Linked DNA regions of Homo sapiens: region 2 is linked to region 1. A link is an interaction called in ENCODE POLR2A ChIA-PET data of the cell type or tissue named here. Cell type or tissue: HepG2. All regions are shown on one strand. Each heading gives the region's core, and the rest is flanking DNA. Links, peaks and the distances in the headings are about the cores only. Region 1 has its middle 120 kb from the start of TBX3. Region 2 holds the start of LOC124900329 (small nucleolar RNA SNORA27).

Region 1 (8,327 bases), core at 260-8,259:
GAGGTAAATACCCAAAAGAAATGAAAAAAATATGTCCACATGTCCACACATTGTACGTGAATATTCACAGCAGCATGCTACATGATAGGCAAAGGTTGAAAATACCCCAAATGTCAGGCCAGGTGAGGTGGCTCATGCCTGTAATCCTAGCACTTTGGGAGGCTGAGGTGGACGGATCACGAGGTCATGAGTTCGAGACCAGCCTGGCCAATATGGTGAAACCCCATCTCTACAAAAAATACAAAAATTGGCTGGGCGTGGTGGTGTGTGCCTGTAGTCTCAGCTACTCAGGAGGCTGAGGCAGAAGAATCGATCACTTGAACCCAGGAGACAGAGTGAGACTCCATCAAAAAAAAAAAAACCCAAATGTCTATCAATGGATAAATGGATTAACAAATTGTGGTGTATTCCTAAAATGGATTAATTTTCAGCCATAAAAAGGAGTGAGGTACTGGCACATCCTACAACATAGATGAACATGAAGACATGATGCTGTCAAAGAAGCCAAATAGAAAAGGCCACATATTGGATGATTCCATTCATACGAAATGTCTAGAATAGGCAAATCCATAGAGACAGACAGTAGATTAGTGCTTGCCTAGGGCTGGAGGGAAGAGGGAATGGGAGTGATTACTTCATGGGAATGAGGTGTTCTTCTAGGGCAATACAAAAGTCTTGAAACTGGAAAGAGGTGGTGTTTGCACAACATTGTGAATGCACTCTATGCCACTGAACTGTGCACTTTAAAATGGTTAATTGTATGTTCTGTGAATTTCGCTTCAGTTTTTTTTTTTTTTTTTTTTTTTTTGAGACACAGTCTCACTCTGTCACCTAGGCTGGCGTGCAGTAGTGTGATCTCAGCTCACTGCAACCTCCACCTCCCAGGTTCACGCTGTTCTCCTGCCTCAGCCTCCCGAGTAGCTGGGATTACAGGTGCCCGTCACCACGCCCAGCTAATTTTTGTATTTTTAGTAGAGACAGGGTTTCACTATGTTGGCCAGGCTGGTTTCGAACCCTTGACCTCAGGTGATCCACCCACCTTGGCCTCCCAAAGTGCTGGGATTATAGGCGTGAGCCACTGTGCCTGGCAGGCCTCTTTTCTAAGGGCACTAATCCCATTCATGAGTGCTCCATCCTCATGACCTCATCACCTTCCTACGGCCCCAACTCTTAATAACATCACACTGGAGGTTAGGTTTCAACATATGAATTTGGGGGTGACACAAACATTAGATACAGCAGGAGGGGAAAAGGAAAAGAAGGCCCTCCTCTTCAGTTGGCCCAACAGACCCAGGTCTTCCAAGAGCATGCTGGGTTCAGCCTAGCCCCAAACACATTTAGCCTGCAGCACTTCATTCCGGCTGTAATGAAATTACATGTGTGTGCTCATAGGGAAAGGGAGCCGGTATGGTTTTGATTTATTTATACTCAGCTCCTCGGATGCAGTAGGGTAGTTGCTGTTTGATGTCAGAGCCTTTCTGCAAGGACTTTGCAGGAGCCCCATTTCTCTTTGGTAACAAGAAACCAGAGTTAGCTCCGACTAAATTGTCTTGAAAGTCTGAGCGGGGAAGTTGCTCCAAGAAGTAACTTACTGAAAGAACGTGTTCCCTCATTCAAGTAGGTATGAAATAAAGATCCGGTTCCCAGGACCCAAGGGCTTCCCCCAAAACTCAGGAACTCAGACTTATTCCCCAACATATTAGGAGCCTTCTAGCAAGGGGTAATTTCAGAAGAAAGGATAGAGATAAAAGACCTTTGCCAAACACTTGCTATGACACCAGGGACTTTACAGATACCCCCTTAATCATACTCTATTTTTCTGATAAGGAAACTAGGCTGGGAGAAGTAAATAGGATGGATTAAGATGTTGAGGAACTGGGCTTGAACCCAAATAGAGCTGATGCATCTATATTATTTCAGTTTAACCCCTTGTTGCAGTTACTATTGCTGTGTAACAAATTGCCCCAATGCTTGTGATATAAAACAGCCCATTTTATTATGTTCACAAACTCTCTGAGTCAGGAATTTAAAAAAGGCATAGTGGGTGTTATGCATTGAATTTCATCCTTTGAAAAAAAAAATAGGTTGAAGTCCTAACCCCCAGGCCTCCAAATATGACCTGATTTGGAAATATTGTCTTTATAGAGGAAATTGAGTTAAAATGAGGTCTTAAAGGTAGGCTCCAATCCAGTATGACTCGTGCCCTTATGAAAAGGAAAAATTGGAGCCAGATGTGGTGGCTTATGCCTGTAATCCAAGCACTTTGGGAGGCTGAGGACAGAGGATCACTTGAGGCCAGGAGTTTGAGACCAGCCTGGGCAACACAGTGAGACCCCAACCTCTATAAAAATATATATTTAAAAAATTAGGCCAGGCGCAGTGGCTCAGGCCTGTAATCCCAGCACTTTGGGAGGCTGAGGTGGGTGAATCACCTGAGGTCAGGTGTTCAAGACCAGCTTGGCCAACATGGTGAAACCCCATCTCTACTAAAAATACAAAAATAGCCAGGTGTGTGGCACATGCCTATAATCCCAGCTACTCAGGAGGCTGAGACCTCCGATCCTCCCTGAGAATCACTTGAACCCGGGAGGCAGAGGTTGCAGTGAGCCGAAATTGCACCACTGCTCTCCAGCCTGGGCAACAGAGCAAAACTTCATCTTAAAATAAAATAATAATTTAAAAAAGAATTAGCTGGATGTGATGGCACACACCTGTGGTCCCAGCTACCTGGGAGGCTGAGGTGGAAGGATTGCTTAAGCCTGAGAGGTCAAGGCTGCAGGGAGCCATGATCATACCACTGCACTCCAGTCTGGGTGAAAGAGCAAGACCTTGTCTCAAAAGAAAGGAAATCAACACATGGACTGAACAGATTGTTAGGGTATCAGGTCTTCATATCCCCTTCAACCAGCCCCACTCTTCTTCAATCTGTTTTACATATTGGATTTCTGCACATGATTTTGCTTGAAGAGAGGTTTCCAGAGTTATAAAAGCACTTTTATTTTACAAGATGGGAGATGAAAACTGAGTTCCAAACAGAAGTAAGATTTGCCCAAGGACATCCAATGACTCAACAGAGGTCTTAAGAGAAGAAAGCAAGTTTTAAGACATAGAAGTGGCCAGGCACAGTGGCTCACACCTGTAATCCTAGCATTTTGGGAGGTGGAGGCAGGTGGATCACCTGAGGTCAGGAGTTCGAGACCAGCCTGACCAACATGGAGAAACCCTGTCTTTACTAAAAATACAAAATTAGCCGGGCATGATGGCGCTTGCCTGTAATCCCAGCTACTTGGGAGGCTGAGGCAGGAGAATCGCTTGAACTCAGGAGGCAGAAGTTGAGGGGAGCCAAGATTGCACCATTGCACTCCAGCCTGGGCAACAAGAGCGAAACTCCATCTCAAAAAGAAAAAAAAAAAAAAAAGACATACAAGCAGTCAACAAACATGAAAAAAATGTTCTGCATCACTAATCATCAGAGAGATGCAAATCAAAAGGACAATGAGATACCATCTCACACTAGTCAGAATGGCTATTACTAAAAAGTCAAAAAACAACAAATGCTGGTGAGGCTGCCCAGAAAATGGAACGCTTATGCACTGTTGGTGGGAATGTAAATTTAGTTCAGCCACTGTGGAAAGCTGTCTGGAGATTTCTCAAAGAACTTAAAACAGGGCCAGATGCATTGGCTCACACCAGCAATCCCAGCATTTTGGGAGGCCGAGGTGGGAGAATCACTTGAGCTCAGGAGTTCAAGATTATCCTGGGCAACGTAGTGAGACCCCATCTCCACAAAAGAAAAAAATTCCCCACAAGTGCACATCTGTGGTCCCAGCTACTCTGGCGGCTGAGGTGGGAGGATCACTTGGCCCAGAGAGGTCGAGGCTTATAAGAACTTAAAACAGAACTACCGTTCAACTCAGCAATCCTGCTACTGAGTATATATCCAAAAGAAAACTAATCATTCTACCAAAAAGACACCTGCACTTATATGTTCATTGCAGCACTATTCACAATGGCAAAGGCATGGAATCAACCCTAAGTCCCCAACAACGATGAATTGGATAAGGAAAATGTGGCACATATACACCATGGAATACTGCACAGCCATAGAAATGAATAAAATCATGTTCTTTGCAGCAACATGGATGCAGCTGGAGGCCATTATCCTAAGTGAATTAATACAGGAACAGAATAGGAACTACCCCCTGTTCTCACTTATAGGTGGGAGCTAAACATTGGGTACTTATGAGCATAAAGATAGGAACAGATACTGGGGACTACCAGTGGGCGGAGGAAAAGACGGGGGCAGGGCTTGAAAAACTAACTGTTGGGGCCAGGCGCGGTGACTCACGCCTGTAATCCCAGCACTTTGGGAGGCTGAAGCGGGTGAGTCAACTGAGGTCAGGAGTTCGAGACCAGCCTGACCAACATGGAGAAACCCCGTCTCTACTAAAAATACAAAACTAGCTTGGCATGGTGGCACATGCCTGTAATCCCATCTACTCAGGAGGCTGAGGCAGGAGAATTGCTTGAACCCAGGAGGTGGATGTTGTGGTGAGCCGAGATCGTACCATTGCATTTCAGTCTGGGCAACAAGAGCGAAACTCTGTCTCAAAAACAACAACAACGAAAAATAAACTGTTGAGTACTATGATCAGTACCTGGGTGATGGGATCATTCATACCTCAAGCCTCAGCATCATGCCATCTACACAGGTAACAAACCTGCACATGTACCTCCTGAATCCAAAATAAAAGTTGCGGAGAAGGCCAGGCATGGTGGCTCATGCCTGTCATCCCAGCTGTTAGGGAGGCAGAGGCGGGAGGATAGCTTGAGCCCAGGAGTTTGAGACCTGCCTGGGCAATATAGCGAGATCCTGTTCTCCACAAAAAGGAAAAAAGAAAAGATTTTTTTAGAAGTGTAAAAGTTGGGAAAAAGGAAAGAAAAAAATCTTCCTGGCTGCCCATCCTGTTTTCTTTCTTTCACTACTCATCCTTTGGGGGTGAAGGTCCAGACAGCATGAGGACATAAACATATGACATTCCATAGATGTTTGGTGGCACTATTTCGTGTGACTACACTTCAAAAGCTTGTTTTCCCCAGCTGGGCCCCTGTTCTTCACTGTTTTGAGAATAAAAGATGGTGCCTTCATTACATCAAGTACCCAGGCTCCAAGGCCAACCAGGCACGCGGACTGGGCCTCCCTCCCAACAGTTGGTGGCCTTACTGAATGCCCTTTCAGCAGAGGGGAGCGTGGGCGGGGCTGGCAGAGCAGGCCCAGGGCACAGGGTTAGCCCTGATAACCTGAGATCAAAGCAGCCTGTCAGCAGTGTCAGCTGAGAGGCAGCCAAGACAAGCGATGCGGGCAGCTTCATCTCCCCGCTGGCCCTAGAGCAGGGGCGGGGAAAGCACCACAGTTCCCGGAAACTATTTCTGAACAGGCTGGAGGGAGCTCCTGGTGCCACTGCTCATTCCAAGCTGGCTCTGAGTCCGTCTCCAGCTCTCTCCTGCACCATGCGTGGTTTCCTCTCCCAGTTCCACTTTAGTTTTTTCCCACTCTTTCATCTACAATTTTCAATTTTTTAAAATTTATTTATTGATTTTTTTTTTTTTTTGAGAAAAGTTCACACTATTCACCCAGGCTGGTCTTGAACTCGTAGCCTCAAGCAATCTTCTAGCCTCAGCTTCCCAAAGTTCTGGGATTACAAGCATGAGCCACCGCACTGGGCTTTCCATTTTCATATAGACACATGCATACACACATAATTAAGATTTGTCTTCTCAGACCAGATGTGGTGGCTCATGCCTATAATCCCAGCACTTTGGGAGGCCGAGGCGGGCGGATCATCTGAGGTCAGGAGTTCGAGACCAGCTTGGCCAACATGGTGAAACCCCGTCTCTACTAAAAATACAAAAATTAGCCAAGCGTGGTGGCATGCACCTGTAATCCCAGCTACTCAGGAGGCTGAGTCAGGAGAATCATTTGAATGCGGGAGTCAGAGGTTGCAGTGATCTGAGTTCGCCCCACGCACTCCAGCCTGGATGACAAAGTGAGACTCTGTCTCAAAAAAAAAAAAAAAAAAAAAAAAAGGAATAAAAATAGATTTGTCTTCTCTTCCCTGAGACATTTCCCACTTTCAAAGTCTCTTAGTCTCTTTCTTTCTCACGGGTCCCATATGCAGGAGATGGCTACTGTCCTCTCTACCTCCCTGGCTAATACACACACAGCAGTCTCTCCTCCCAGTCTTCCCATTCTCATATTCACAGACACAGTTTTCTTCCAGCTTCCCTTACACACACGTGCACACACATGTGCACACACACACACACCTGCCCGGGTTACAGTCTCCAAACTCTCTTTTAAAAAAAGAATCCAGAGACAGCTGCCAATTAAAACAATAAAATCTCCTTGCCTTCCTTTCTGTTATTATGAACTCTGGGACCATTTCCACCAGCTGATGTCTGGATTTTTTTTTTTTCCTACAAGGTGTTGACCCTTTCATTTGCAGCTGGAATCAACAGCCACTGTTCCTCTCCAGCTGTGGCCCCTTTGTCAGCTGGGCAGCTCACAGCTGGCTGATTTTCATAGCCTAGCTACCTCAGCACTTTTGCAAAGAAAATGTGGGGGAAAGACCAGGTGCAGTGGCTCATGCCTATAATCCCAGCACTTTGGGAGGCTGAGACGGGCAGATCACTTGAGGTCAGGAGTTCGAGGCCAGCCTGGCCAACATAGTGAAACCCCATCTCTACTGAAAATACAAAAATTAGCTGGGCATGGTGGCGTGCGCCTGTAGTCTCAGCTACTCAGGAGGCTGAGGTGGGAGAATCCCTTGAACCTGAGAGGCAGAGGTTGCAGTGAGCTGAGATCACACCACTGCACTCTTGCCTGGGTGACAGAGACTCTATCTCAAAAAAGAAAAAAAAAGAGAAAAAGAAAAAAAGAGAGAAAGAAAATGGGAGGAAAGTTTGGAAATCTACCCTTCCAGTATATCATGAGAGATTCTAGAACCTTCCCCACACCCAAAGTTTGAATTATCTTCTCTCTCTACCCATGAACTCACACATGGTCTCTTCACTGTGTGTCCAGTTAGGTTGCAGGAAGAGAGAGGGAGAGGAGCATCCACATATCGCTACTTTCTGCTTTAGGCATCTGTAGGCCTCAGAACTTCATCTGTCATGCTGGCAGGGATGGTGGATGGGCAGGAGGGAGAGAAGGTGGCTCAGGGAGCCATGCCATTGCCGAGAGGCAAAGACAAGAAAAGAAGCATTTCGACCAGGCATGGTGGCTCACTCCTGTAATCCCAATACTTTGGGAGGCCGAGGCAGGTGGATCACTTGAAGCCAGGAGTTCGAGACCAGCCCGGACAACATGGTGAAACCCTGTCTTTACTAAAAATACAAAAATTAGCTGGGCGTGGTGGCGGGCACCTGTAATCCCAGCTACTCGGGAGGCTAAGGCACAGAATCACTTGAACCCCGGAGGCGGAGGTTGCAGGGAGCCAAGATGGCACCAATGCACTCCAGCCTGGGCGACAGACTGAGACTCTGTATCAAAAAAGAAAAGAAAAAGAGAATTTGGCTGGGCACAGTGGCTCACACCTATAATCCTACCACTTTGGGAGGCCGAGGCAGGCAGATCACTGAGTTCAGGAGTTCGAGACCAGCCCAGCCAACATGGTGAAACCTCATCTCTACTAAAAACACAAAAATTAGCTGGGTGTGGTGGCGCATTACTCTAGTCCCAACTACTCAGGAGCCTGAAAAGGGAGAATTGCTTGAACCAGGGAGGAAGAGGTTGCAATCAGCTGAGATTGTGCCACTGCACTCAAGCCTGGAAGACAGATTGAGACTCTATCTCAAAAAAAAAAAAAAAAAAGATGAAGAAGAAAAGGAGCATTTATTGAGCCCCTGCTGTGTGCTGCATGCTGTGTGTACCTACCTCCTAAATGCATTGGAAGCTGTCATTGAGAGGCAGTGGGCATGTGTGCACAGATCTTGGCTCACTGCAACCTCCGCCTCCTGGGTTCAGGTGACTCTCCTGACTCAGCCTCCCGAGTAGCTGGGATTACAGGCCTGTGCCACCAAACCCAGCTAATTTTTTCATATTTTTAGTAGAGACGGGGTTTCACCATGTTGGCCAGGCTGGTCTCGAACTCCTGACCTCAGGTGATCCACGCACCTCGGCCTCCCAAAGAGCTGAGATTACAGGTGTGAGCCACCAAACCGGGCTGAGTTCTTTCTTTCTTTCATCCTCTACATTGCTTGATGACTCTGAGCTTCATTTTCCATATATATATATATATGTTATATATATAACATATATATATATA
Region 2 (8,327 bases), core at 229-8,228, 61 kb after region 1:
TTTCTCTGCCTTTAATGCTCAGCCTAGAACTTGGAATATGTTAGGTGCTCAGCAAAAATGTGTGCTCACAGGAGCATGCTGCAGCAATTAAAGTGTGTATGTGTGTGTGTGTGTTGGACCTTCATGAGTGTGTGCACACATATTCGATGAGGATGCTTGTATCTTGGGGAGGTCCTATGACCCTGTGATACACGTGTGTGCATACACTCATGTCCCTACCGCTGGACATGGACTCTGTGTGCCCAATGAGTGTCTGCTTGAGGCCCTGCCTAGCCACAGACAGCCTTGGAGAGCCCACGCTCAGATGGCCACTCCAGACCTGGCAAGATGAAAATTTTAAATTGGAGATAGGGTGTTCTGGGGTGGAAGTAGGGTTATTGAAAACCGCTTAGGCTGGGTCCAGTGGCTCAAGCCATCTCAAATCTGTAAACTCAGCACATTGGGAAGACTCAATGGGAGTTCAAGGAGTTCAAGGTCAGACTGGACAACATAGCAAGACTCTATCTCTACAAAAAATAAAATAAAAATAAATTATTTTATTTATAAAAATGAAGAAAGTAGTGGCCCTCACTACTCAAGAGGCTGAGGCAGGAGTCTTGTTTGAGCTCAGGAGTTGGAGACTGCAGTGAACCATGATCACACCACTGCACTACAGCCTGGGTGACAGAGCAAGGCCCTGTCTCTAAAACAAAACCAAATGAAATTAATTTACATTGATTTGGTTTTCTGTCCACTGCTGGCCACAAATCACATTGACTAGTTCTCCCATTTCACTCTATCTCTGCTGTCTGTACCTCTGTGTGTGTGTGTGTGTGTGTGTGTGCACGCGTGCATGCACGCGCATGCCTGAGTACCCTGTCTCTATCTTTCTGCCTCCAGACCTGCCTCCATCTCTCTTTTCTGTGTTTATCTGGATCCCGCTCTCTTTTCTGCATGAGTTTGACTCTGAGTCTCCTTGCTCTCCTCCCTGCCCCATCTGTGTGGGTCCGGCAGCGTGCCCCTCCCTGCTGGCCTGTGAATCGTCACTCAGTGGCCCTGCCTGATCCAATGCAGGCCCCTTTGTTCACAGCCTACCGCCGCAAGCACTCCTCCACCCCTGCATCACCCTCCAGACCCTGCTTTCCTTTGCTCCTTCCCAAGTGGCCACCTCTCCAGCCCCTAATGTGAACAAAATGCCTGCCCGCCCTAACCAGGACAGCACTCAGGCATGGAGAGGTGGGAGGCAAGAGTCAGAGCTTGGCCACCAGCCACATGACCCCTGGGGCCATTAAGGAGACACCCCATCACCATTCCCTCTGCCCCACAATTCCTCCCCACTGCAGCTCAAAGCACCCCCAGGCAGCCCGCAGCACCTGGCAAGGGCAAGTTCGCGTTGAGGTTGGAGGCCAAATGCCTTCCCTGACTCTGGGTGGCCTTGGCCAAGTCAGTGTCCCTCTCTGAGTCTGTAACATAATGCCCAAGGCTCCACCTGACTCTAACTGGAGGGACACCGCAGTGCACCCCATGCCTCCCAGTGCCTGGTGGCATCCTTTACTCCTCCCATTTCCTGGAGCAGATGCAGAAAGCCTAAAATTTCTGTAGTGAAAAGGTCAGCTCCCCCACAGAGTCTCAAGGAATGGGAATCTCAGGATAAATCAACCCCAAAGCATCCATCAGCACATTTCTGCAGATATTGTTCACAGCTTAAATAATACCAATAATTGCAGAAACAATGGACTTCCTGGGACTCTGGCTTCGGGTGTCTGTGGTCATGTCAAGGACAGTCCAGCTTAATGCCCAATTTAGGGCTGGGAGGAAAGGGAGATGGGAGTTTTCGGGGTTTTTTTTTTGTTGTTTGTTTGTTTGTTTTGAGACGGAGTCTTGCTCTGTCACCCAGGGTGAAGTGCAGTGGGGCAATCTCAGCTCATTACAACTCTGCCTCTGGGTGCAAGAGATTCTCCTGCCTCAGCCTCCCGAGTAGCTGGGATTACAGGCGTGCGCCACCTCACCTGGCTAATTTTGTGTGTGTGTGTGTGTGTGTGTGTGTGTGTGTGTGTATTTTTAGTAGAGATGGGGTTTCACCATGTTGGCCAGGCTGGTCTCGTACTCCTGACCTCCAGTGATCCACCCACCTCAGCCTCCCAAAATGCTGGGATTACAGGCATGAACCACCCCACCCACCCAGGAGTTTTCTTCTCTCTGTCACATTGCCTCTGCATGTCCCTTTCCTTTCCCCTCTGCCTAGCTCCGATCATCTGTGTAAGTCTTTCCCTGTCTTGGGCCACTTACTAGCTGTGAATCTTAGGCAAGTGTTTTCACCTCTCTGAATCTCAGATGTTATACTATTAATTATAATACACCTGGCTCACATTAGGGACTAGACAAAGTACAGCGCTTAAATAATAACAATAATAATAATGAGGTGGAGGAAGGTGGGCTGGGTGAGGGTCTGCCGTGGACTATGTCTATGTGGGCCTAACATCAGTTTATATGCACCTAAGCTGCTGTGGTTGGGTATATATGCAGGCATTAACATGCAAAGCTTTTGGGCTTGGAGACCCTGAGCCGACACCCACCTTGAGTTCCACACCCCCAAGAAAAAGGAGGCCCCACACAAATCCCAGTGATGGGGAGACAATCTACTTCTCTTGTGGAAGCACATGTAGCCTATCCCTGGGCCGGGATCAAGAGGCCCTTTGGGTGCCTGACAAAGAAAGGGTGCTTCTTCAAAGATACAGTGAACCTCCAACTGCCATCACCCTCCAGAAGCCTGGGAGCCTCGATTTCATAGAACTTCAGGATTGAGGGACCGGTTGTGGTTGGCTCTGCTTCCTGGCTGTGGCCTCATGAGCGTCCCCGAGCATTATCACCACCAAGTGCCCGAGCAATTAAATAATCTGTACCACCATGATTTTGCATGATTTGCATGCTCCGTGTACCACCGTGATTTTGCAGAAACTGAGGCCCAAGGAGATTGAATGACTTGCATAAAGTCATAATAAGTTGAGGACAGAAGGGAAACACAGTTCTGTCTCAGGCCATACCCTTTCTTCTTCACTCAGAGCTGAGGGAAGTACCCTGGCCTGGGGTGGGGGCATGGGCAGTTATTCTCAGATCACTTGGATTCCATTTTTTTTTTTTTTTTTTTTTGAGACAGAGTCTCATCCTATTGCCCAGGCTGGAGTGCAATGCCGCAATCTTGGCTCACTGCAACCTCCGCCTCCCAGGTTCAAGCAATTCTCCTGCCTCAGCCTCCTGAGTAGCTGGGATTACAGGCATGTGCCACCACACCCAGCTAATTTTTTTTTTTTTTTTGTATATTTAGTAGAAGCAAGGCTTCACCATGTTGGCCAGGCTGGTCTCAAACTCCTGACCTCTTGACCCACCCACCTAGGCCTCCCAAAGTGTTGGGATTACAGGCGTGAGCCACCTTGCTGGCCTTTTTTTTTTTTTGAGACAGAGTCTCTCTCTGTTGCCCAGGCTGGAGTGCAATGGTGTGATCTCGGCTCACTGCAACCTCTGCCTCCCAGGTTCAAGTGATTCTCCTGCCTCAGCCTCCTGAGTAGCTGGGACTACAGGCGTGCACCACCACACTCAGCTAATTTTAGTATAGATGAGGTTTCACCATGTGATACACACACGTGTATCACCAGCCAGGCTGGTCTCAAACTCCTGACCTCAAGAAATCTGCCTGCCTTGGCCTCCCAAAGTGCTGAGATTACACTGGATTCCCTCTTGACTTAATGTAAGACCTTAGGTCATACTCCACCCCTCACCAGGCCTCAGTTTTCCCATCTAGAGGGTAGCTGGACCTACCATTCTGAGATCCTCTCATTCTGTTTTGCAACTTGCATCACAGAAAGTGAGAACCCACTTCCGCCAGAATGTGCCAAATTCACATGAAGTTAGTGCCTGCTGTAGGCCTCCTTCCTACTAGGGCAGGCAGCCCAGCCGTGCGACTGAACTAATGACTTAACCTCTCTGAGCCCCTTAAAGGAAACGATTGAAAGTCCTTACCTACAGAGCTGTTAACATAAGGGCTTAGCTTATAGTAAATGCTCAATAAATGCTGCTGTTTTTAAAACAGAGTCTCATTCTGCTACCCAGGCTGGAGTGCAGTGGCACAATCTTGGCTCATTGCAACCTCCGCCTCCTGGGTTCAAACAATTCTTGTGCCTCAACTTCTCGAGTACCTGGAATTTCAGGCATGTGCCACCATGCCCAGCTAATTTTTGTATTTTTAATAGAGACGGGGTTTTGCCATGTTGGCCAGGCTGGTCTCCAACTCCTGGCCTCAAGCAATCTGCCCACCTCGGCCTCCCGAAGTGCTGGGATTACAGGCATGAGCCACTGAGCCTGGTGTTATTATTTTTATTTTTATTTGCATCACCTGATTTCTGCCACTGCCCAGCTTTGATTACAAGACCTGCCTCCTCGCCCCCCTAGTCCAGCCTTCATCTCCTCCACTGCCCGTTTTGCCGTTGGACTAAGAGGAGATTGGGTAGGAGATAGATGGTGGACAGCCCTCAGCTTGCCGGCTGGTGCTCCAGCTAACTGCCCAAAGCCAAGGCTATCCACCCCGGAGAGGCCACCTTTGAAGTGACCGCCTTATGTAACTGCCCCATGCCTCCTCCCATCTTCCTGTTTGTCCCCAGAGCGACCTTGGGGAGGAAAACTGCAGCCTAGGACCAGTAAGCCTGGGGTTTCTTTCATGTGACTCAGGAGAGAGCTGGGAAGGGCAGAGGGATGCATATTGGTGGTTAGGGGTGCCTCTGCCTGAGTTTAAGTCCTGCAACCAGCTCTTTCTAGCTGTGTGACCTTGGGCAGGTTACTCAGCTTCTCTGTGCCTCAGTTTTCCTATCTGTCACGTGGAAAGTACCTAATGCATAAAGACATTGTGAGAAATATGTAAGTAGACAGTTTAGAACAGTGCCTGGCACATAATTACATGCTTAATAAAGGGCAGTTGTGGCTGGGCACAGTGACTCATGCCTGTAATCCCAGCACCTTGGGAGGCCAAGGTGGGAGGATCACTTGAGGCCAGGAGTTCAACACTAGCCTGGACAATATAGCGACACCTCATCTCTACTTTTTTATAACAATAAACATTATAAATATATATTAAAAAGGGCAGTTGTTATAGGTACTTAATCTTTTTTTTTTTTGTTTTCATGTTTCTTGTCAATATGTTTTCTCTGACAGGATACAATGACAGGCACCCAGTTTCTCTGGTTTGGTTTTGTTTTGTTTTAAGACAGGGTATCTCTCTGTTGCCCACTCTGGAGTACAGTGGCACAATCACAGCTCACTGAAGCTTTGACCTCCTGAGTTCAAGTAATCCTCCTGTCCCAGCCTCCTGAGTAGCTGGGACTACAGGTACAAACCACCATGCTTGGCTAATTTTTTAAATTTTTTATAGAAGGCCGGGTACACTGGCTCACGCCTGTAATGTCACTTTGGGAGGTCAAGGTGGATGGATCACTGGATGTCAGGAGTTCAGACCAACCTGACCAACATGGTGAAACCCCATCTCTACTAAAAGTACAAAAAATTAGCCAGCGTGGTGGTAGATGCCTGTGATCCCAGCTACTGGGGAGGCTGAGGCAGGAGAATCGCTTGAACCTGGTAGGCGGAGGTTATAATGAGCTGAGATGGCGCTACTGCACTCCAGCCTGAATGACAGAGCAAGACTCCGTCTCAAAGAAAAAAAAAATAGAGACGGGATCTCACTATGTTGCCCAGGCTGGTCTCTAACTCCTGGCCTCAAGTGATCCACTACATCTACCTCCCAAAGTTCTGGGATTACAGGCAAGGGCCACAGTACCTGGCCTCTGAGTTTTAAAAGGCCATTTCCTTTGCCCTACTTGAACAACCAATAAAGACATAAGCCTCAATGGTAAAATGAAAGGGGAGTGGTATTTAATAATCGTACATTAAGCTGTAAGATAATTATTGTTATTCAGAGCACTTGCTCAAAAGTGGACTTAGATCTTAGAAGGGTGGCTGAGAAACTAACCTCATCAGTCAGCCTCAATGTCTCCCACCTGTAAAATGGGGTTAACACCTAGCCACAAAACTGGCTGAAAATTGAAGGAGGCAGTCTGTGGAAAGAACAGAGCTGGACACTTACTGAGTGCTGAAGCTTACTTCAGTTGGATCATTCCCTGTGTGTCTCCACTGTCCTCCTTCCCAAGACTTCTCTTTTTTTTTTTTTTTGAGATGGGAGTCTGGCTCCCTTGCCCAGGTTGAAGTGCAGGGGCACAATTTCGGCTCACTGCAACCTCTGCCTCCTGGGTTCAAGCGATTCTCCTGCCTCAGCCTCCCGAGTAGCTGAGACTACAGGCACATGCCACCACACCCGGCTAATTTTTGTATTTTTAGTACAGAGGGGGTTTTACTATGTTGTCCAGGCTGGTCCCGAACTCCTGACCTCAAGTGATCCTCCCGCCTCTGCCTCCCCAAGTGCCAGGATTACAGGCGTGAGCCACCGCGCCCGGCCCCCTTCCCAAGACTTCTAATGTGGGTTACGGAATGTATACACACACACACACACACACACACACACACGCACACACACGCCCACCATAACCCTTGAGAAGAGCGGTCGTAGGGGCATTTATTCCGGTGTTTCACCTCCCCTCCCGCTTTTCGGCCTCCCAAACAGTCTGAAGGCGGCTGCTGAAAGGCTCCAACCCACCGGAACTCTCGGAGTAACCGCCTCCGCCTCCCCTCGCGGGTGTAGACCGAGACTCGCGCGGACGGGAGGGAGGAAGAATGTTTGCTTAGCCTTCAAACGACTTGGCAGGCAACAAGAGGGAAAAGGCCGCTCTGGGGAGAGTTCAAATTGAAATTACACGGAGGGAAGAACGTGCAGATCAGCGCTGAAGCTCATAAAAAAAAAAAAAGCGAGGTGACTGAGAAGAACAAACACGCCTCCAAAAGGAAAATGGAAAAGTTCTTAAAATGAGCTCTTCAAAGCCTAGCCAGGGGGCGCGGGGGAGGAGGAGGGCAGTGGCCGCCGGGCAAGGCCGCTGCCCCCTGGGCCTATCCGCCTCGGAGTCTGGAAGGGCGAAATTGGCCCAACTTGCATTTCCTCTAACCCGGGAGGTTGAGCGCCCCTAGCCCCCTCCTCCGAAGCGCTTCTCCTGCTGGAAACCAGAGGGAGTAGGAAGAGTGGCCCAGAGTTCGAACCTAAGCAGAGCCGGTGGTGGCGGGGACGACGTTCCCAGCGGGAAGTCGCGGGCAGGGACAAAGCTAAGTCCTGAGAAGTAGGCCGAGGCTAGATCATTCGTTCGTTGGACATCGGGCATCGTTTGGGTTTTATTCAAACCGTTGGAAAACCTTGAAGTTCTAGGCAGGGGAACAGCACCACGTGATTGGATCCTCCAGAGTAGAATCTAGACAGTCCCCCTCCAACCCACTCCCAACTCCCCACAACTCTCCCAGCATCTCCACCTCCTCCCACTTGGAAGAAGGATGAGATCGATGAAGCTCACGCGGTGCGCTCTGCAGACCTCGGCTGGGAAAGCCCAGCGCACCCCTAGGCGCACGGGGAAGCGTCCACCAGAACCGCCTCTGGCTCCCCGGGTCGAAGTCCCCACCCTCAGCCTCCTTGTACAATTCATTAACTTTGCAGACACCCGTTTTATTCGCCGGATCATTCCCGGACGCTTTAGAGAAAAGCCTGGGCATTAACCTCACGGCCCGCGCGCGCTGCCCGACGTCACCCCAAGTGGAGGATTCTCGGAAAAAATCAACCGCGCCAGCTCCCGAATCCCGGCAGCCCCTCGCCCGGGTGTGCCAGAGTCGACTTCTCTCTCTCTCTCGGTCTTAGTGGACCTGAGAGAGAGAAAGAAATTTTCTATAAACCACTGAACTGGGGCAGTGCCGGAAATTGTCCCGACCCGGTACTCTGTAGCTTCCAAGGTGCTTCCAACCCCATTCGCGCCGCAAGGATCCCACAAGATCGGGAAAACCGAGGCTTGGGAAGGGTTGGGTGCCCCAAAGGCAGGCTGCTTGGAAGAAACGGAGCCGACCTGAACCCCGCGTTTGCAGGTTTCAAATCGCGGCGCGTTTTGAGAGGCCTTTCTGACCCCTCAGAATTATTAGTTCGAGCCCCCTGGTCTATCCTGCTCGGAAATTCGGCCTCTGATCGAGGAAGCCCTGTTGGGAAGAGGGCTGGTTATTCCCTTGTCTTCCTTCTCACCGCCCCTACTCCATCCACTCTCTTTCCCCTTCTCCCCTTCTGAGTTTGTTACCATTTCTTGGTCAAAGCCCCACAACATAGATGCAAGGAGATGAAAACCCACAATTTCTCACTCCAGAGCCTGCGCCTGCGTTCACTGCAT

The links. ChIA-PET counts read pairs that join two places held together with the same protein. Peaks named below come from ENCODE experiments on the same cell type or tissue, not always from the same donor. Only the 100,000 strongest peaks of a DNase experiment are listed, where the experiment ranks them.
Region 2: POLR2A ChIA-PET joins it to region 1 with 10 read pairs; 5 of 35 experiments call an interaction of 5 or more read pairs at or near these places.

What each region holds. Positions count from the first base shown.
Region 1 is chr12:114,796,779-114,805,105 of GRCh38, reverse strand. No RefSeq gene overlaps it. Among named protein-coding and RNA genes, the nearest start is that of TBX3, 120 kb to the right of the region's middle. RefSeq lists enhancers at 4,780-5,280, 5,281-5,781. In HepG2, for the core only: no CTCF peak of the experiment used is centred there; a DNase peak (open chromatin) is centred at 5,205.
Region 2 is chr12:114,735,271-114,743,597 of GRCh38, reverse strand. The region is part of intron 1 of TBX3-AS1 (TBX3 antisense RNA 1); the gene reads right to left. LOC124900329 (small nucleolar RNA SNORA27) reads right to left here and starts at 5,894; the gene lies at 5,800-5,894. RefSeq lists enhancers at 4,440-4,734, 7,299-8,142. In HepG2, for the core only: no CTCF peak of the experiment used is centred there; a DNase peak (open chromatin) is centred at 4,627.